6 separate regions of the Homo sapiens genome follow, and regions 1, 2, 4, 5 and 6 are each linked to region 3. The links are chromatin contacts, found by Hi-C or POLR2A ChIA-PET in ENCODE. All regions are on one chromosome and are shown on one strand. The core of a region is the stretch at or near the end of the contact, and the rest is flanking DNA. Distances in the headings are between cores, read along the strand shown.

Region 1 (3,510 bases), core at 171-2,670, 550 kb after region 3:
GAGTAATCCATTATCCTTGAAACAACCCCGTGAAGTTGTACTATTATTCTTGCATTTGTACTATTATTCTTGTATTTTGGCTCGGAAGACTGTGTGCCTAGCTGCTCTGCTATCCTGTCTCTGTCCAGCACACACATACACACACACGCACGCGCGCACGCACACAAATGTCAACATTGGTTTCCTCTGGTTGGTGAGATCATGGGGTGTTTTTTCATTTTTGTTTTTTGAGACAGAGTCTTGCTCCTTCGCTCAGGCTGGAGTGCAGTTTTGTGATCTCGGCTCACTGCAACCTTCACCTCCGGGGTTCAAGTGATTGTTCTGCCTCAGCCTCCCCAGTAGCTGGAATTACAGTCTCCCACCACCATACCTGGCTAATTTTTGCATTTTTGTTAGAGACAGGGTTTCACCATGTTGGCCAGGCTGGTCTCGAACTCCTGGCCTCAAGTGATCTGCCCACCTTGGCCTCCCAAAGTGCTGGGATTACAGGCGTGAGCCACTGCACCTGGCCCAGGCTGGGGTTTTTATTATCAGAAACTGCTAGACTTTTTCCCGAAGCGGTTGAACCATTTGACACTCCCTTCAACCAGGTATGAGAGTTCGAGGTGCCCCACGAAGTGTGCAACATCTTGGCGTTTTCATCTTATTTATTTTTATTGAATTTATTGTAGTTTTTTGTTATTTAGTTTTTATTTCATAATCATAAACTTAACTCTGCAATCCAGCTAGGCATGGAAGGGAACAAGGAAAACATGGAACCCAAAGGGAACTGCAGTGAGAGCACAAAGATTCTAGGATACTGCAAGCAAGTGGGGTGAAGGGGTTCTCTCCCAAGCTACAGAAGGAATGGTCTGGTCGTTAAGATAAAATACAAGTCAAACTTAGAGTTGTTCACAGTCAGCAATGGTGATCTCCTTGCTGGTCTTGCCATTCCTGGGCCCAAAGTACTCCATGGCCTCCACAATCTTCATGCCTTCTTTCACCGTGCCAAAGACCACGTGCTTGCCATCCAACCCCTCAGTCTTGGCAGTGCAGATGAAACACTGGGAACAATTTGTATTGGGTCCAGCATTTGCCATGGACAAGATGCCAGGCCCTGTATGCTTTAGGATGAAGTTCTCATCATCAAATTTCTCCCTGTAGAGGGACTTGCCACCGGTGTCTTTATGGCGTGTGAAGTCACCACCCTGACACATAAACCCTGGAATAATTCTGTGAAAGCAGGAACCCTTATAACCAAATCCTTTCTCTCCAGTGCTCAGAGCATGAACCTTTTCTGCTGACTTTGGAAACTTATCTGCAAACAGCTCGAAGGACACGTGGCCTAAGGGCTCTCCATCAACGGCGATGTCAAAGAACACGGTGGGGTTGACCGTGGCTGATAGTACAGGACTCGCAGCGGCAGTGTCTGCAAAGCCTATTTTAATTTTTTAAAACCGATCTGATGGGTGGGTGGTAGCGTCTAATTGTGGCTTGAATTGGATTTCCTCTCATGACGAAAGAAGTTGAGCATTGTTTCGTGTGCTTTATGGCCCTTTGTATGTCTGCTGTTGTCAAGTGGACCTGTGTACACCGAGAGCTGACCCACTCGTGTATCAGTTCTGTGGGGCTGCTGTAACGAACTAGCACAAACTGGGTGGCTTTAAACAAAAGAAATGTATTCTCTCAGAGCTCTGGAGACTGTAAGTCTGAAATCAAGGTCCCCATGGTGTCGGCAAGGCCACACGCCCTCAGGCTCTGCGTAGAGTCTTTCCTGGCTTCTGTTGACGGCTGCTGACCACTGGCCTTCCCTGGCTGGCAGCTGCAATACTCCAATCTCTGCCTCTCTCTTCACATGGCCCTCTCCCTTTGTGTCTGTCTTCATATTTTCTTCCCTGTTTTTATAAGGACACCAGTCATACTGGATTAAGAGTCCACCATACTCTAGTAAGACTTCAACTACTTATACCTGAAATGACTGTATTTCAAACTAAGATCACATTCTGAGGTCCTGGCGATTAGAACCTCAACATATCGGCTGGGCGCGGTGGCTCACGTCTGTAATCCCAGCACTTTGGGAGGCCGAGACAGGTGGATCACCTGAGGTCAGGAGTTCAAGACCAGTCTGGCCAACATGGTGAAACCCCATGTCTACTAAAAAAAAAATACAAAAACTAGCCAGGCGTGGTGGTGGATGCCTGTAATCCCACCTACTTGGGAGGCTGAGGCAGGAGAATTGCTTGAACGTGGGAGGCGGAGGTTGCAGTGAGCCAAGATTGCACCATCCACTCTAGCCTGGGTGACAAGAGCAAAACTCCATCTCAAAAAAAAAAAAAAACAAAAAAAACAAAACAAAACAAAACAAAAAAACTTCAACATATCTTTTTGTGGGGGAACACTTCAACCTATAACATTATGGATTCAGTAGCCTGCCCTTTAAATAATGTCCAGGCTCTAGGCTACATCTCAGATGCGTCAGTGATGCATTCCAAAAGTGGTAGTGTTACCATGCAACCAGTGGGCTCACAGCCCCATGTGCATAGAGGCCAATACCATAGCACCGGCTTTTGAGAAAAGAAAAACTTAATTGCACGTTGATCAGCAAAAGGACATAGGAGGAAATACCTGACTCTGTCTCCCTGAGCTGGGGGCTGGAGCAGGTTTTATAAGCATGGAGTAAGGAGGCGTGATCTGATTGGATCTGGCAATAAGGTGATGCTGGAGAAGCATGATCTGACTGGATCCTGCCATGGGGTGACACCAAGGCTCAAATCTGATCGGATCCTGGATCCTGCCATGCAGTGTCAGCTTCTTAATTCAGTCCCTGCTCCTCCATCCAAGCACTTTGGTTCCCCCTGTGGTTGCACGCATGGTTCATCTGGGTGTACTCAGGTTATATGACCTGAAATACCATGGCAACTGAAAAACATCTCACAACTTTGTTACATAAAAGTGGAACCAGGCTGGGCACAGTGGCTCACACCTGTAATCCCAGCATTTTGGGAGGCCGAGGCAGTTGGATCACCTGAGGTCCGGATCACCTGAGGTCAGGAGTTTGAGATTAGCCTGGCCAACACGGTGAAACCCCGTCTCTGCCAAAAATACAAAAAAACATCGCTGGGCATGGTAGCACGCACCTGTAATCCCAGTTACTCAGGAGGCTGAGGCAGAAGAATTGCTTGAACCCGGGAGGTGGAGGTGGCAGTGAGCCGAGATCGTGCCACTGCACTCCAGCCTGGGCGACAAAAGTGAGACTCTGTCTGAAAAAAAAAAAAAAAAAAAAAGTGAAACCAGATTGGTCTGTGCCAACTCTGGGGCAGGCACTGTGCATGAGGTGGAATTGTCATCTTGGTGTTACAGGTGAAGAGTGTGACCTATACACCATGGCTCAGAGAGGTCAAGGAACTTGCCCAAAACTAGACAGCTGGGAATGGCTCGCAGGATTGTAGGACTCCAAATTTCTTTTTCTTTCTTTTCTTCTTTTTTGAGACGGAGTCTCGCTCTGTCACCCAGGCTGGAGTGCAGCAGCAC
Region 2 (3,437 bases), core at 341-2,840, 610 kb before region 3:
GAACTTCAAGTCCTGGGATTAATAATTTTTCTTGTGTTTAATGGGGCTGCTTTATGTTCTTCAGGGGCAAACAGCACCCCCCTCCCATATTAGAAATGGACTCTCCCTGTGACTAAAACAGCTGAGCAATTTCTGTCCTCCTGGAATCCAAAATGGACTTTCCCAGGCCCCATTCCTGGAAACCCAAATGGACGCATCCATTGAGCCTGGAAGGTGGGCTCTTCTCAACCTCCTTTCCATCTCCCAGGATTCAGAATGGCCATTCCAAAGGTCCAGAACACACCCCCAAGGCTCATTCCAGGAATTCTTGGCTTCTGAGATTAGAAAAGGCTGATGGGGTGGAGTTTTGTTCCTACAGGTGACAGAAATGGACTCTTCCAGTTCCCTTTGTCCCAAATTTCTCAATCTCCTGGGGCGTTGGGAGTTCTGGCCGTTTTGCCTTCCCCAAAGCCAGTTTACCAAAGAGTCTCTGGGGAGCTGGGGGTTGGGGATGGAGGCTGGGGCTGGGCCAAAGCAGATTCACCTATTTCTTCTTTTAACAAATGTTGTTGAAACTGTTCAAGGCCAGGTCCCATTCTTGCCCAGAAGGAGTTCCCAGTCTGGAGGAGACAATCAATTTTGGTTTGATATCTGCTACAATGGAGGCTGCCCGAGAGACACTGCGGTTGGACAAAAAAAAAAAGGCAACATATATTGAAAAGTAAGCCAAGATACGGTTTACGTTTATTTCTGCTTTTTCACTTCCAAGCTGTGTGGCCCTGGGCAAGTCATTCGCCCTCTCGACCTAAGTTTTAACTTCTGCTTAATGGGACTAGCCTTGAATTACTGTTTTTCACTCTGAGATTCTAGGTCTCCTGACAACTCAAGTCCCGACACGTTGGCTGCAGAGAAGGGGGGAGGGGAGGAAGGCTTCCTAGAAGAGGATTTCAGCAGTCGGGGGTGACAGTGGAGGGAGAAAGGGAACACGGAGACGCTTGCGCAGTAAACACCGCACGCTCTCTTGCCTCGCCCAACCCCTTCTCTGCAGCAGGGAATTGCAGGCGTCGCTCCACCTATCCCAGCCGAGCGGAGTGACACCCTCCCCTCTTTCCTTCTCTACTGATCTTCGCCTTCCGCCCGCCCCACAGCCGCCCAATGGAGGGCTGAAGTAGGACAGATCTCGCCAATCCGCGACGCCTGCGGGGCAGGTCTACCCGTTCATTGGTCCCAGTCAACCTAAGTCCCGCCTCCTAGGACCGTTCCCCGCCTTCCTTCACGTCCCTCCCTTCCTCCTTGGAGAGCCGCTAGATCCAATCAGTGTTTGACCTGGCCGCGCGGAGGGGGCGGGCCCATGATACGCAATCGAACCCCGCCCGTCTCTCGGGCAACGCCTCCTCCCCCCCCTCCCCAGCTCCCAAACGGAAATAGCGGAACACTGGGCCAATCGTAGCGTCGTGCCTTTGCTTGGCGGCCAATGAGAGAGGAAGTGGGGGAGAAACCCGCCTGTGAGCGGCAGGAGCTCAAGCCAGTGGGCGGCTCAGAGCTCCGGACCGCGGGCGGAGGGGAGGGGCAGGGGGCGGTGCCACGGCCTGCCAGCCCGCCCGCCCGCCCGCCAGCCAGCCCTCCCCGCGGCCGGCTCGGCTCCTTGGCGCTGCCTGGGGTCCTTTCCGCCCGGTCCCCGCTTGCCAGCCCCCGCTGCTCTGTGCCCTGTCCGGCCAGGCCTGGAGCCGACACCACCGCCATCATGCCGGCCGTGTCCAAGGGCGATGGGATGCGGGGGCTCGCGGTGTTCATCTCCGACATCCGGAACTGTGAGCGCGCGGCCGGGGGACACTGGAGACGCGGGGGAGGGGGGAGCGTGAAATTGAGGGGTTTGGGGATCACAGAGGGACCCGGGGGATCAAAAGCCTCTGCGGCCGTATAGGGACAGCATAGATGGGCCCCAGGAAGAACTTTAGAGTGGGGGGCACGTAGGGGCTTGGGGTGTCATAGAGTGCCTCTTGAGGTGACGACACGGAGTAGCTAGAGGGGTCCGGGAGGGCTTGAAAGGGGAGGAAGCCAGTGAGGTCCCGGGGATGGGAGCATAGAGGTGTCCCCTGGGAAAGACTGAAAAGCTGGGGGATCTTACAAACGATGGGGTTAGAGGGATTCCCAATGTAGAGAAGAAGTGAAAGAAGTGTATGGCGGGGGTGCCCTGTGGAGCGATGGAATGGGAAGAGGCCAGAGGGGACCTGGAGGAAGTGGAATGCCGGAAGCCTAATGAAGCAGGGCTTGAGGACCTGGGATAGGGGGTGTCATACAGGGGAAAGGGGTTAGATAGGTCACCGAGGCTCCTGGCCAGTGGTATAGAGGAGGCCTGAGAGTGGTTGAAAGTCCATGAGTTTGGGGCAGGGAGATGATGGGACGGGGAGACTATAAGGACACCCTGGTGAAGGATAGAGGGGCTTCAGGGTGGGAGATTGCCTAGAAGACATGGAAGGCAGTGTGGAGGGGGCTAGAGGGGCAGCTGAGGGGAAAGGAGGGACCCAAGGAACACAGAGGAAAAGAGCTGTCGGTGTAAGGTCTTGGGAGAACCTGTGACAGGGAACGGGGGGCCAGGAAAGAAGAGGACATTAGAGTAGGGGATTGGGGAAAGGGTAGAAGAAGGAGCGCCCAGACCTCAAGGAAGGCGTTGGGTTCTGAAGTGCTTGAGGGGTAGATATCTGGAAAGCTGGGAATAGGGGAAGTCTAATCCCAGAGAGAGGTCAGGGGTCAGGCAGCAGGACAGGCAGGGATCTGAGCCCTTTTCTATTTGACCACAGTAATATGGGGACGGTGGTCCCTGCCAGGAAGAGTTGTCGTGACGATGGGAATCCTGGCGGCAAGTCAGCTCTCAACTCCTGGGAATGGCTGTGGGTGATTGGAGCTGCCAGGAGTCTTCAGAGGCTGCATCCGCATGGGCTCTGGGGTCAGCCAGACTTGGGTTTGCGTTTGAGCACTGCCACTCCCTGGCTGTGTGACCTTGAATGAGGGACTTCACCTCTCGGTTTCCTCATCTGTCAAGAGAGACTGCTGATAGTATCTTCCTGAGGGGCTTGTGACAATGCCCCTCAGGCCTTTCACTCGTTCCAGGCCCCAGATGGAACTTGGCTATTGTTTTTACTCCGTTGGCTCTGAACAGCAGCCCTGTAAAGTACCCAGTGATGGTTGTTGTTTTAGAATTTAACTGTTATGGAAGGATCTGGCATGTAATAGGTGCTCAGGGAACAGGAGGGTGGAAACAGTTGAGTATCAGTTGGAGGAGAAATGATCACTTGTTATGATAAGGGGCGGGGCTATGGGGGTTGTGGAGGAGCTGGGAGCCACTGTTAGCAGACGGGGGCTGCCTCTGTTACCCACCAGGGATGTGACCCTCCACGAGTTGTTTAACCTCTTTCAGGACGTTTTCTTGTCTGCAAACTTCATTCATAACAGTGTCT
Region 3 (3,441 bases), core at 942-3,441:
AGTGCTGGGATTACAGGCATGAGCCACCATGCCCGGCTTTCTCACTCCTGTTTGCAATTTACAGGCAAGGAAACTGAGGCACGGGGAGGTTAAGGAACTGGGCTCAGTGTTACACAGGAAGGAAGTGACAGAGACACCAGGTTCTGCCATTTCCAACGCTCATGTTAATCACTTGTTTCGCTTCTAACATCCCTAGGTGGAAAATTCCACAATCTCAAACGATGGGCCTGAGTAGACATAATAAGTTACAGAAGAGCATGGATCACATAGTCCCATTTCTTTTTTATAAAGGCATACACATATGTCAGAGGCATTCCAACCACAGCGATTCTGTCTTGAATAGGAGCTTGGTAAAATAAGGCTGAGACCTACTGGGCTGCGTTCCCAGGAGGTTAAGGCATTCTTAGTCACAGGATGAGATAGGATAGGAGGTTGGCACAAGATACGGGTCACAAAGAGCTTGCTGATAAAACAGCATATGCAGTAAAGAAGTCAGCCAGATCCCAGCAAAACCAAGATGGCGATGAGAGTGACCTCTAGCCGTCCTCATGGCTCATTATACACTAATTATAACGCATTAGCATGCTAAAAGTCACACCCACCAGCACGATGACAGCTTACAAATGCCATGGCAACGTCAGGAAGTTCCCCTATATGGTCTAAACGGGGGAGGAACCCTCAATTCTGAGAATTGCCTACCCTTTTCCTGGAAAACTCATGAATAATCCACCCGTTGTTTAGTATATAATCAAGAAATAACTATAAGTATAATCACAGTGAACAGCCCAAGCCGCTGCTCTACCTGGAGTAGCCATTCTTTTATTCCTTTATTTTTATTGCATTTTATTTTTGAGACGGAGTTTCGCTCTTGTTACCCAGACTGGAGTGCAATGGCGCAATCTCGGCTCACCGCAACCTCGGCTCACCGCAACCTCCGCCTCCTGGGTTCAAGCGATTCTCCTGCCTCAGCCTCTCCCGAGTAGCTGGGATTACAGGCGCCCGCCACCATGCCTGGCTAATTTTGTATTTTTAGTAGAGACGGAGTTTCTCCATGTTGGTCAGGCTGATCTCAAACTCCCGACCTCAGGTGATCTGCCCACCTCGGCCTCCCAAAGTGCTGGGATTACAGGCGTGAGCCACCGCGCCCGGTCCGAGACTGAGCTTTTTTAATTCTTCCAATCACCAAGTTATTGAAACCATTTTTGCAAAATTTTAACAATGAGAAAATTCTGACATCTCAAATCTGGCCAGGCACAGCGGCTCACGCCTGTAATCCCAACACTCTGGAAGGCCGAGGTAGGTGGATTGCCTGAGGTCAGGAGTTCGATACCAGCCTGGCAAACATGGTGAAACCCCATCTCTACTAAAAATAGAAAAATTAGCCGGCCGTGGTGGTGGGCACCTGTAATCCCAGCTACAAGGGAGGCTGAGGCAGGAGAATCGCTTGAACCCAGGAGGCGGAAGTTGCAGTTAGCTGAGATCGCGGCACTGCACTCCAGCCTGGGCAACAGAGTGAGACTCCATCTCAAAAAAAAAAAAGTAAAAATAAGCCCGGTGCCGCAGCTCACGCCTGTAATCCCAGCACTTTGGGAGGCCGAGGCAGGCGGATCATTTGAAGTCAGGAGTTCGAGACCAGCCTCGCCAACATGGCGAAACCCTGTCTCTACTAAAAATACAAAAAAATGAGCCGGGCGTGGTGGCACATGCCTGTAATCCCAGTTACTTGGGAGGGTGAGGCAAGAGAATCTCTTGAACCCAGGACGCAGAGGCTGGAGTGAGCTGAGATCACACCACTGCACTCCAGTCTGGGGTGACAGAGTGAGACCTCTCCAAATAAATAAATAAAAATAAATAAAACTAACAAGCAGCACGACTCCAAAATCAGAAAACTTGTAACGACCAAAAAAGTGCAAACGTGCCTTAAATCAGTCATGTGCGACAAGCAGCTATAGCTAGGGTTTGGCCGCAGGCTCAGAGAAGCGCATGAATGAGCTAAAGCCACAAAGCGCGGGGCTGGAGGTTTGGCTCCCAAGAAGCGAGGAAATGGGTTCGGAACTCTTCTGCCAAGTCCCAGTAGATCTACCCGGTAAACTTCCGGTGAGTTTCCAACTTCCGTGCGGGGCAGCAGCTTCGGCTGGTCCTAAGCGGACCGGAAGTTCGTCAAGTTTCACGCTCCGCCCCTCTTCCGGACGTGACGCAAGGGCGGGGTTGCCGGAAGAAGTGGCGAAGTTACTTTTGAGGGTATTTGAGTAGCGGCGGTGTGTCAGGGGCTAAAGAGGAGGACGAAGAAAAGCAGAGCAAGGGAACCCAGGTAGGTGCACCCGAGAGTGGGGAGACGCAGGAGGAGCCCCGAACCCGGGGCTTCTCGGCGCTCCCCGCGTACTCCGCTCTGCCCCCTTCTCTCCTTCCATTTCCTCCCCTCGGTAATTCGCGCCTCCCGCGGCTGTTTCCAGGGCAACAGGAGTAGTTCACTCCGCGAGAGGCCGTCCACGAGACCCCCGCGCGCAGCCATGAGCCCCGCCCCCCGCTGTTGCTTGGAGAGGGGCGGGACCTGGAGAGAGGTGCGAGGGCGGAGCATGAATGGAGGAGGCGGGGCGGGGCATGATGGGAGGTGATGGGGCGGGACCTGCAGCGCGGTGCGGGGGCGGGGCATGAAGGGAGGAGGCGGGGCTGGGGGCGGGGCATGATGGGAGGAGATGTGGCGGGGCCTGGAGCGAGGTTGTGGGGGTGCAGTAGGAAGGGAGGAGGCGGGGCGGGGGCGGGGCATGATGGGAGGGGATGGGGACCTGGAGCGAGGTTGTGGGGGTGAGGCTTGGAGGGAGGGATGCATATGGGGCGGGGCAAGGTGTTGGGAGGCCCATGATGGGGGCTTTAGGGGCTGAACCTGGAAGGTTGAGGGCGGAGCATAGTAGGAGGAGGTGGGGTCAGAATGAGAAATAGGGATGCTTGGGGCAGAAGTGAGGTAGAGTCTTAAGAAGAGGAGGTGGGGGGAAACTACATGGCATGGAGGCCGTGAAGGCAGAGCATGATTAAAGGAGAATGGGCCCTACCTAGAAAAAGCAGGTGGATTGGACCTGAGGGGGCGGGGCCTACAGCAGGGGCGGGGCTTAAGACCAAGCTGAAGGCTGGCGTGGAACAGAAGGGGGCAGGTCTTGTTAGAAGGATGGGGAGGGTTTGTAGGCTGGCAGGAACCAGGGTTGTGGCTGAGAGTAGGGTCTTTGGAGAGATGGAAAAAAAAGGGAAAGCCCTGTCAGGACCTGTAACTGACCTAACCTAACCCTTCTTAGCCCCACAAGGCTCTCAATCCCCTGTATTCTACAGGCTGCTCCGTGACCCCACCATGTCCTCTCCTACCACGAGTTCCCTGGATACCCCCCTGCCTGGTGAGTGACTCTCTTCCCCACCCAGCCCTTATCACACACGAGCAGAAGCTCACTGTAC
Region 4 (3,652 bases), core at 629-3,128, 800 kb before region 3:
ACTCTGTCGCCCAGGCTAGAGTGCAGTGGCGTGATCTCGGCTCACTGCAAGCTCTGCCTCCCGGGTTCACGCAATTCTCCTGCCTCAGCCTCCTGAGTAGCTGGGACTACAGGTGCCTGCCATCATGCCCGGCTAAGGGGTTTCACCGTGTTAGCCAGGATGGTCTTGATCTCCTGATCTCATGATCCGCCCGCCTTGGCCTCCCAAAGTGCTGGGATTACAGGCATGAGCCACTGTGTCTGGCCTATTTTTAAATACTTAAAAAAAAAAAGAAAGAAAACAGAAGCAGGTAAAATGAGACCACAAAAAAGCAAACGGGACAAATTCAGATGGTGGGATGATCAACTGAACTAGAATTAGTTTCTTCAATGAATCGATTACACCAAGAAATAACCAAAGTGGAGTGGAAGGGGGAACAGTTCTAAATTAAGAGAGATGTAAAAGACGATAGCAATTACTTAACTATATCCTGATTCCAACAAACCCACAGTTACACTGGACTTGACTCTGCACCACGTAATGGATAGTAGTCTAGAATTACGGTTGTTCTTTTAAAGTGTGATGATGGTATTGTGGTCATATCAGCAATGTTTCTGGTTTTTACACACGCACCCTGTTAGATAAAATTTATAGAAGGTCATTGGTTTGGATTGAGCTCCTGCACTAGGTTCAACAGACCAAACCAAAATGGAGACACTCATGCTAAAGTTCCATGCTTCCAAGCCAAAACTAAGTTGATATCTGATCTTCTGAGATATCAGGAGAGAGATAATAGCCAAATCCCCAAACAACCCAGTTTTAGCCCACCTGATAAAGGAAGTCCCCTCTACTTTAACCTTTAACTTAGAAATTTAATCAAGTTAATCAATTTAATCAACTAGCTTTTTGTTTTCCGTTTCTGATTTTCTCAGCCCTTTGTCTCTGAAAACAACCTCTGCTCAGCTCATCGGAACACTCACGCTATTTTCCATAATTAGATGTTGTTTGATTGTAGATTCACGAATAAATGCCAATTAAGATCTTCTCACTAAATGTGTTGCAATTTTGTCTTTTGACAATCCTTAAGTGTCATGATGCCTACGATTTGTTTTAATCTCTTTAAGTTTAAAAAAATACAGCAAGTATGGCAAAAATAATCATTGGTGATTTGGGTGACAGGAATTCCTGTATTCTTCTCTCACTTTTATATAAGTTTGAACATTTTCGTAAGAAAACATTAACATCAAACTGCCTCAAGGACCGTTCAAGCCCCAAGTTCACAGAATTAGCAGCACAATCAGAATGGGAATCCATGACTGCCTGACCCCGAAGCTCCACACAAGAAAACGTGAATCCCTGCACCAACCCCGAAAGGGAAGGGGCTGTCAAAAAGGTGAAGAGAAGGTGGCGATGGATGACTGCACAATCTAGTATCGCCCGCCGTCCCACCACAGTCTGAGAAACTGAGGCCAGGAAAGGAGTTCTCCCTCCTCAACTCCCACTCCTTAGACCCCCAGCAATCCCAGTCCACTCCTTCCCTTGGGACCACCAGCAAATAGCCATCATCTACAGCAGAACTGTAACTCTCAGGAGAACTGGCCGATGCTAGCTACCACTTGACTGAGTTTATAGTGAGAGAGAGAGACAAAGAGAGAGAGAACTGCCCGATGGACGGTTGGCCACCTCCAGCAGAGTGTAGTTCAGCTTCAAACTTGGGGCGCCCGGACAGCTGTATTAATAATGATTGACAGGGAATCGGGAATCCAAAATCTTGCCCCAGTCTCCCTCAAGACCCCAGGCCTCTAGCCCGCAGGAAAGCGATCCCAGCAACACTCTTCCTGCACCGCCTCGAACTCACCTCACTAACGACTCCCAGTCCCTCGGTCGCTTCTTCAACTGTGCCCCGACACCGGAAAGGAGCACTATTTTCCCCCTCCGCTCCGCCCACTTCCGCCCAGCAGAAGGCACCGGAAGTAGAGCTGCCCCTAGTTGCGGAAGTGCCTCGCCTGGCTTGCTCAAGTCCTCTCTTCTCTTTCTCTCTCCGGAAACGTGAGTAGCTAATCGAAAGTTCCGGATATTGAAACTGGTGGGAATATGGGGAACGCTTACTATGTACGAGGCATTTCCCAGGGAGATCGTTTTTTCCTGCTTGGTTCCCAGGTTTTGAGTCTCTCCAAGCCCAAATTTAAGGACTAATCACTTCCCCTAGAGATCGGGAAGCCCACTTTCCCAAATATATCATCCACTTTTCTTGCTGCATCTTAAAACAATTGAGAAGAGACAACTACGCTCCCATTTTACAGACAGAGCCATTGGGAAATTGAAAATCAAAGCCGTTCAAGTCGCTCTCAGGAAACAGGGATTTACTGCGGCACTGCCCAGCTGTCCCAGGGACTAAGGCATATCGTTCCCGCTAGTTTCTAGATACCTAGAGACCTAGATATTAATTTTTCTAGCTCGGACAGACGAACTCCCAGGGGAGAGCCAGAGCGGGTAGGGGTCGGGAGGGAGGAGGAGGGTCGAATCTAATCCCCCAGGTATCCCATGGTATTCGACACCTTGGCTTCCTCATGGAGCTCTGGCCTTTAAGTCCTTTATCCCAAGGTCCCTTTAAATACTTTGTCCCTTACCTGAGTCCCGCCCAGGGCAGGTAATGGCAAGTTCCGCCCACCTGCCAGAAACGGGGATCAGGCCTGGTTACCGGGAGTGGGGCGCCCCTCCTCCTTATCCCCTCCCCTCTTCCCTGTCCCCTTTCACAGCTGGCTGTAGCTGGCCAAGGAGTTCTCGATTAAAGAGGAAGGGGCAGTGCTCACATTTCTGGGCAGGTAAGTGAATGTCCCTGGAGGAAGAGCCTGGCTTGGGGACCCAGGCATCCTGGCTCCCCGCCCCTCCGAGACCCAGAAGTTTGGGGCTCCTAGGCCCAGGAGTCCAGGGCCCCTGCCCACTTAGGTCCCTAGACCCAATAATATAACTAATCCCCTGCCTCTGCCTCTCTCGTAATCTTTGTTGTCTGTGGGTGGATGTGACAATGAGCACAGAAAGAGGCACAAGTGGAAATTACCAGGAAGGGAAGACTCCAGATCACCAGTGGACATGTTTATAAGCATCTGTGTCAGGTGCTGTAGACACAGTGGGGAAAGAAAGATAAGCTGCCTGCTCCTTGCTTTCTTCTCTGGCGGACACTGCCTTCACTGAAATCCTGGCTCTCACACTTGCACACTGTGTGACCTTCGGCAAGCTATATTACCTCTCTGTGCCTCAGTTTCCTGTTCTCTATACTGGGGATAATAATAGGACTCCTGGTCGGGCGCAGTGGCTCACACCTGTAATCCCAGCACTTTGGGAGGCCGAGGCGGGTGGATCACTTGAGGTCAGGAGTTTGAGACCAGCCTGGCCAACATGGTGAAACCCCATCTCTACTAAAAATACAAAAAATTAGCCAGGCGTGGTGGTGCGCACCTGTAATCTCAACTACCCGGGAGGCTGAGTCAGGAGAATCGCTTGAACCCAGGAGGCAGAGGTCACAGTGAGCTGAGATAGCGCCACTGCACTCCAGCCTGGGTGACAGAGCGAGACTCTGTCTAAAAAAAAAAAAAAAAAAAAACTCCTGTGAAAAGTTTTGTTTTGTTTTGTTTTTGACATGGAATCTCGCTCTGTCACCCAGGCTGGAGTG
Region 5 (3,392 bases), core at 503-3,002, 530 kb after region 3:
CCGAGTCAGGGCTGGGGGCGGGCCCAGGGGGCGGACCCAGGGCTCCTGGGGGTGGGGTTATGGTGCAGGGGTCATGATCGGAGCTTCAGGGGCTGGTCCAGGATATAGGCCTAGGGCTCCCAGGGGCGGTGATCACGGTGCAGGAGCCTGGTCAGGGATTCAGGGTAGTCAGGGCTCCTGGGAGGAGAGTCAGGGCATGGGGGTGGGCTGAGAAGGCGGGATCAGTGCTCCTAGGGTTGGGGTTACAGCGCAGGGGCGCCATCAAGGCTTCAAGAGCTGGGTTATGGCTAGAGGCAGTCTCAGAAGGTGGGACCAGGGCTTCTGGGGCGGAGTCAGGGCTCTGGGGTGAGCTCTGGAGGTGAGACTGGTGCCATCGCGGTGCAAAGCCACGGTCAGGAGGGGTTCAACAGAGGAGTCTAGGCTCATAGCAGTAGGATCGGGTCCTTCGGGGTGAATTAAAGCTCAGGGGGTGGAGTTGTTGCTGGGAGCAAGGATCGGGTCACTTGTCTGCGCAGACTGATGCTCAAAGAGTCGGTCCTGCGCCGAGTCACTCCTATCCTCTCCCAGCCTTGCCCACAGTCACACCAAGCCACAAGCCCATGCACACCAAAACACCGTTTTATAGTCCTGTGAGGTGAGTTCCTTGGGGATGGGAGAGGGGGATCTCAGGACTGAAGACCCAGGAAGCAGGCACAGATTCCCAGCAATGGATCACGCCCCAGGAAGCACAATCTCCTGCACCCTCGGCTTCCCCTGTCCCCATATCATCATTACACTGTTGTCACTCCACCAGATATTCAGAGGCACAAACTGTCAGAGTCTCACAGGTACAACCACACACCCAGGCACACTGCCACACACAAATTTACCACGATACAAGGAGTTGCAGGGGCACAGCCATGGGGGACGGATAACACGGTACCGTCTCACAGGCAGCTTTGCAGTCACAAGCAAGAGGACACTGAGTCACACCTGAACATTAACAAACACTGTGCCCCCAAGCACGGACAGACACACACACGCATACTCAGATACCTGCGACACCAAGGATGAGGTACCCCAGGAACCAGCCCCAGGGATTTCCTGCTGTGGCCATCACGTCAGCACCTGGGGATGAGGACTGAGACTTAGCCGTGTCTGGGGATCTTCAGCCCAAGTCTCTCCATCCCTCTCTTTGTCCCTCCCTTTCTTCCCTCTGGGACGTTATTAGGTAGGCAAGAGCCTAGACCATCTACCCCCTCTCCCATCCATGGACCCAGAACCTAGAGAGACAGATTTAGAGACTGAGAGAGAAAAAGAGAGAGAGAGATGGGAAAAGAGAGAGAGAGAGAGAACTAGGTAGAAAGGAAAGTTTAGAGAAAGCATCTAGCCATCTGTGAATGGGGAGAGATGGTGTCTAGCCACCCACAAACAAGCATGGAGGGAAGACACACAGAGAATCAGAGCCGGAGAGACAGAGTGCTTGAGAGATATCCTCAGAGACAGTCTGAGAGTTAGACATGGAGATATAGATTCAGAGAGACAGAGAGACCCCTAACTAGAGACAGTGACTCCTAACTAGAGACAGTGAGAGATCTGTCTAGAGAGATGTGGAGACAGAAGGCACAGAGGCTGAGAATCCAGCGACATGGAGCTGTAGGGAGAGTTGGATCATGAACACTGCAGGCTTTTAGTGGGGGACCACCAGGCCTCTTACCCGGCCACCTCTGGGCTCCTGGATTCCACTGCTGGGCTGAGCTCCAGCCTGCTGCCTCCCGCAGGGGCCTCCTTGGGGCTTATAAGCATCCTCAGCCTGGGCTGGCCTGCCCCCAGGGGATGTGTTCCAGGGGTCAGGTGCTGCAAACTTCCAGCTCAACTCTCTCAGGCTGCCTCAACTCTGACCAGGCAGTGGTTGGGGGCCCAGAAGGGGCTGGCAGCAGGGTCTAGGGACCCAGGGAGGAGACCCCTGCCCAGATCCTAGACTCCACTCTCCTTTTTCTTTCTCTCTCTCTCTCTCATTCTTTCTCTTTTCATGTTCTTATTCTCTCTCATGAGATACCTCTCTCTTGCCTGTATCTCTCATTTTCTCTTTCTCTTCTTCTTTCTTTCTCTCATTCTCTCTCTCATTATTTTTCTCGTGTTTTCTTTCATTTCCTCTCATTCTCTCCTGTTCTCTCTCATGTTCTTTCTCTTTTTAAATTAAATCTCTCTCTCTCTCTCCCCTCCTCCTTCATCCCTCTCTTTCTGTGCTTCTCCAGCAAATTTCCCCAGGTTCGTATCCAGCCTACATCACGAACTATTTTTGGAACCTTGGGCAAGTGACTGCACCCCTGTGAGCCTGTTTTTCCAACTGTAAAACTGGAGTGACCATTATGCCCCATTTCCCAAGTGGATTCAAAGAGGTAATTCAGGGAAAGGCACACAGTGCCAGGCACATTGTAGGCTCTCGGTGAGCGGGAGAACTAAAAAGTCTTCGCTCAGTGAAAAGCAGCTGAGTGCCTACCACACTCCGAGCTCTGCGGCAGGTGCTGGGGCCACAGGAGGAACCAGCAAAGTCCTCGTCACTGGGGATCGCGTCCTACCCGGGGGCACAGACCATAAAGGAAAACTGCAGGGACCAGCATATAAGGTGGTGGTCGGGGAGACTCAGAGAAGGGGAACATTTAAGCTGAGATCCCAGGGAAGAGGAGGAGGAGGGTCGCCGCAGCAGGGGCGGTTGCGGGGTGCAGGGGAGAACTTGGCTCCAGCCAGAGGAGGGCAGGGCGGGTAGGAGGGCAGGGCGGGTAGGAGCGCAGACCGGGAACCGGGCGGGCCTGCAGGAGTTTACGTACCAGGATTAAGGAGCTTGGGTTTTACTTAAGTGCAATGGATTTTAAGCACGAGGATGGAGTGACATAATCTTATTTACTTTTTAAAAACTTCCAGCTTGGAGAGTGATGGTGGGGGCGGGGCGGGGGGCAGTGGCAACAGCCCAGGTGGGAGGTGACGGGGTCAAGGGAGAAGAGAGGTGAATGGACACGGGGTCCCCTCTGCATGTGGAGCCAAGTTACTGCCCGATGGATGGAAAGTGGGGGGCCAGGAGCAGAGGGGCCAAGGATGGCGTGGAGGCTTGGTCTGCTGGCTTGCGCTCTACGGATCTTGTGGAGACGCATAGGTGCGGGAAGGGGGGTGGGGGGTGAGAGGGTGCCGTAGACCGCGGAGGGTGCACGGAGGGGCAGGCCGAGGTCAGGACTGCCGAGAAACAGCGGGGACTCATCAGGGGAGAGGTGGTGTTTACAGCCACGAGGCCGGGTGAGATCATCCAAGGAGTGGGTGGGTGTAGACCGCGGAGCCGGCGCGGGTGAGGGATAGTGCCCGCAGGTGACCGCGACGAGGCAGGAATGTCTCTGTGTCTCTCTGTCTCTCCTGGGTCT
Region 6 (3,114 bases), core at 14-2,513, 560 kb before region 3:
ACCTGGGAGGCAGAGGTTGCAGTGAGCCGAGATCAAGCCACTGCACTCCAGCCTGGGCAACAGAGCGAGACTCCGTCTCAAAACAAAACAAACAAACAAACAAAAGATTCCTGGGTTCTGAGGAAGGAAGTGTTGGTGGTCTGCACTCCTAGGTCTGAGGGAAAAGGATGCTGAGATCTCAGATTCCTGGTCTGGGGAGAAAAGAGGACTGGTGAGTCTCACCATGGCTCCAAACACCATTTGGAGTAGTCTCTCCAGCCTCAGCTCAGAGATGCCCACCTCAGATGACAGAACAATGAGGGTGATGCTGTGGAATGGAAGTGAGAAGAATGAGTCAAGGCCTGGGGAATCAGGAAGGGGTATGTTGGAGTCCGCCCATTGATCCTAGAACACCAGATACATCCTCTCTCAGACCAACCTGCCTTTCTTATAGAGAACATCAGGGATCAAAGAGGGTAACTGGCTTGCTAAAGATCCCATAGCCAAATTAACAGCTGCTTTTAGAGAGCTGGAAGGCCTCCGGGGTCATCTTCAACAGGGACTATCACCCAGGCCCTGTCCCTGTCCCACGTTCCCTCCTGGGGACCTGTCATGGAAGCTTTTCCACACCACAGTCGTGTTCTCGGTCCTCGCAGAGCTCAGCTGCACCTCCAGATTCTGCCCAAACATGTGGACTCCATTGAGGGAACCGATGACAGAGAACGGGAGCTAAGGAGGGGTTAGGGACATCAGACAAGAGCACCCCCCCATCCCCTTCCCCCTTAGGACCCAAGTGTGCCAGCTCCCAGCCCCATCCTCTTTCCATATGACCTGGCAGTGCCTCTTTGGGGAACCAGGCTTATTGGTCCATTGCCTCCTCGGTCCTACAAATTCAACACTGAAACTTCCCCAGCCCCTACTGCCTTGAAGACCCAGAGTCAAAACACCGAACCCCCTTCGGTTTAGATACAGGCGTCCAAGGCCCCACCTGCTGACGGGCGGGGGCGCCGCCGCGACTGCTCCTGCAGAATAGGGGGACCCCGCTGGAGGCCGCGAGGCACAGCAGATGCACAGTGCCGCCCGTCCCCTCCTCCCCCATTTAGGACTCCCACCGCGGTCCCTCACGTGGGGACTGTCAGTGCGGGTCTTGGAGCATGGCGGTAATCAGAGTAACTCGGCCTGTGGTCCGGAGCCGCCAGAGGGCGAGATGGGGAGCTGATTGGAAGAGGATTAACTTCCCGCCTTCTTCACCCAACTCAAACAGACCCTCAAACCCTATTCAGGCACCTCCCCCAAACCCATTAGGTTCTCTTCCGCCCTAGCCGGAAGTCACGGTACCCCTAACAAAGATGGCGGCAAATTGAATTTGCAAAGCTTTCTAGTTTCTCCGAGGAGGTAAAGAGAACCAAGAAGCCGGATTGAAGATGATGACTGCGCCAAGGCGTTGCCTAGCCACCATCCTGTAGGCTTTGATGATTTACATTCTAAACGGAAAAAACAGCTGTGCCCGGATCAAAGATTGCGATGGTCCCAAAGCATTGCCTAGCAACCACATTCCCTGTAGGTTTCCAGTATATAGTAGTAAACAATGTGCCCTACTCAAAGATGGCGACCGTGGCGGGGCGTTGCCAAGCAACCACCATTCAGCCTGATATCCATTCCAAGGCTGTAAACAGCTGTGCCCTGCTCAAAGATGGCGGCACGTCGAAGTCCGAGCACCCTCCTTGGGGCGAAATCGAGAAAAACACCATCTCCCCTACAACCTTCGAGGGTGGTTGAGTCCAGCGATCGTTGCCTAGTAACCACTAAAAAAAAGGTTGTTTTTGTTATTAGAAAAAAGAAAACAAGGAAATCCTTTATTTTCCAGAATAATAAAAATAATATCATTTCTGTAATGAATTTATACATGATAGCATACCATGTAAAATGTGAAAAATCCCTTCCCCAATTTTTTTCCTAAAATACAGTTTAACGTAGACTATTCATACGTTTTCACAAAGATGATCAATATACTAACATTTCCACACTTTCTTTTTTGCCATGAAAAAGTATGTCTATTTCATCTTAATAATGTATTTTTATAATCTATTTTATGGATGTGACAAATTGATTTGACCAATTCTGTATTGATGTACATTAGGTTGTTGAACTCCTCCAGACTAGCCAACTAGTGCTGGGACAGCATTTTACTGACTTTTTAAAATGCCCTTATGAATATTTTTATTATTTTACACAGGCAGCATTTACTTGTAATGACAAAAGTATTTATGATTCATTTTTCCCTTCCTCTTCCTTCTTGCAGATCAGCCCATCTTTCTAGCATAATTTTTAATTTTCCTACTTCCTAAAGTACATCTTTTTCTCTTTTTTTTTTTTTTGGGAGAGGGGACAGGGTCTCGTTCTGTCGCCCAAGGTGGAGTGCAGTGGAACCATCTCGGCTAACTGCAACCTCCGCCTCCAGGATTCAAGCGATTCTCCTGCCTCAGCCTCCTGAGTAGCTGGGATTACAGGTGTGCCCCCACCACGTCCAGCTAATTTTTGTAGTTTTTGTGGAGACAGGGTGTCGCCATGTTGCCCAAGCTGGTCTCAAACTCTTTGGCTCAAATGATCCACCCACCTCAGCCTCTCAAAGTGCTGGGACTACAGGCAGGAGCCACCATGCCTGGCCTAGGTACCATTTTAATCTTCCTTCTTGCCTATTGATATTTTTTTTCCTTTCTCTGGATTACTTTTATCTTCCTTACAACTTTATTAAAATGTTAGTTACACAGGCATAAAAGAGGGGGCTGCTCTAGATGAAAAGAAACTTGAGACATAATGTCTAAATATGTGTGTGGTCTTTGTTTGGATCCTGATACAAATAAACCAACTGTAAAAACACATTTTGAGACAATTGGAACGTTTGATTACACACTTACTGTTGGATGATACTAAGAAGTTAATTTTGTTACAGGTAACAATGGCATACTAGTAATGTAAGAAAGTGTTCATAAAATTGGAAAGATGCCTGCCAAGCACACAGGAGTAAAATCATATGATTGTATGGATTTGAAGGCTTCAGCAGGCCAGGCGCGGCGGCTTACGCCTGTAATCCCAGCACTTTGGGAGGCCAAGGTGGGCGGGTCACCTGAGGTC

What was found. Hi-C counts contacts between places; a loop is a spot of excess contacts on that map. ChIA-PET counts read pairs that join two places held with the same protein, here RNA polymerase II (POLR2A). Pooled maps may share reads with other maps.
Region 1: a map of posterior cingulate gyrus shows a loop between it and region 3 (4-fold over the local background). The contact joins the promoter of PPIAP59 here to the promoter of NR1H2 in region 3. A Hi-C loop is called at or near these places in 13 of 168 maps with a recorded cell type or tissue (Caco-2, IMR-90, MCF 10A and 9 more), 7 of 37 single-sample maps with no recorded cell type and 17 of 50 pooled maps.
Region 2: a loop to region 3 is called in a pooled map, with 8 times the contacts of the local background. The contact joins the promoter of AP2A1 here to the promoter of NR1H2 in region 3. A Hi-C loop is called at or near these places in 1 of 37 single-sample maps with no recorded cell type and 10 of 50 pooled maps. POLR2A ChIA-PET finds 5 or more read pairs at or near these places in 1 of 52 experiments (activated T-cell).
Region 4: a pooled map shows a loop between it and region 3 (4-fold over the local background). The contact joins the promoter of NOSIP here to the promoter of NR1H2 in region 3. A Hi-C loop is called at or near these places in 8 of 50 pooled maps. POLR2A ChIA-PET finds 5 or more read pairs at or near these places in 2 of 52 experiments (RWPE1 and activated CD4-positive, alpha-beta T cell).
Region 5: a pooled map shows a loop between it and region 3 (2.4-fold over the local background). The contact joins the promoter of KLK4 here to the promoter of NR1H2 in region 3. A Hi-C loop is called at or near these places in 10 of 37 single-sample maps with no recorded cell type and 2 of 50 pooled maps.
Region 6: a map of CD8-positive, alpha-beta T cell shows a loop between it and region 3 (10-fold over the local background). The contact joins the promoter of FUZ here to the promoter of NR1H2 in region 3. A Hi-C loop is called at or near these places in 2 of 168 maps with a recorded cell type or tissue (CD8-positive, alpha-beta T cell and naive thymus-derived CD4-positive, alpha-beta T cell), 1 of 37 single-sample maps with no recorded cell type and 8 of 50 pooled maps.

The regions. Positions count from the first base shown.
Region 1 is chr19:50,926,197-50,929,706 of GRCh38, forward strand. It overlaps PPIAP59 (peptidylprolyl isomerase A pseudogene 59), which reads right to left and starts at 1,421. Exons shown (of 1, transcript XM_047439804.1): 1 at 671-1,421. The coding sequence starts at 1,421. The coding sequence ends at 882.
Region 2 is chr19:49,765,411-49,768,847 of GRCh38, forward strand. It overlaps AP2A1 (adaptor related protein complex 2 subunit alpha 1), which reads left to right and starts at 1,591. Exons shown (of 23, transcript NM_130787.3): 1 at 1,591-1,790. The coding sequence starts at 1,724. RefSeq lists enhancers at 256-1,233, 1,287-2,055 and a silencer at 1,146-1,725.
Region 3 is chr19:50,374,266-50,377,706 of GRCh38, forward strand. It overlaps NR1H2 (nuclear receptor subfamily 1 group H member 2), which reads left to right and starts at 2,192. Exons shown (of 10, transcript NM_007121.7): 1 at 2,192-2,311; 2 at 2,454-2,561; 3 at 3,322-3,383. The coding sequence starts at 3,341. RefSeq lists an enhancer at 2,101-2,912 and a silencer at 2,733-2,822.
Region 4 is chr19:49,578,678-49,582,329 of GRCh38, forward strand. It overlaps NOSIP (nitric oxide synthase interacting protein), which reads right to left and starts at 1,879. Exons shown (of 9, transcript NM_001270960.2): 1 at 1,838-1,879. It overlaps PRRG2 (proline rich and Gla domain 2), which reads left to right and starts at 2,639. Exons shown (of 7, transcript NM_000951.3): 1 at 2,639-2,804.
Region 5 is chr19:50,909,643-50,913,034 of GRCh38, forward strand. KLK4 (kallikrein related peptidase 4) reads right to left here and starts at 1,753. Exons shown (of 6, transcript NM_004917.5): 1 at 1,697-1,753; 2 at 1,036-1,107. The coding sequence starts at 1,096.
Region 6 is chr19:49,812,029-49,815,142 of GRCh38, forward strand. FUZ (fuzzy planar cell polarity protein) reads right to left here and starts at 1,264. Exons shown (of 11, transcript NM_025129.5): 1 at 968-1,264; 2 at 587-708; 3 at 223-307. The coding sequence starts at 1,078. RefSeq lists enhancers at 1,135-1,941, 1,328-1,567, 1,778-1,827.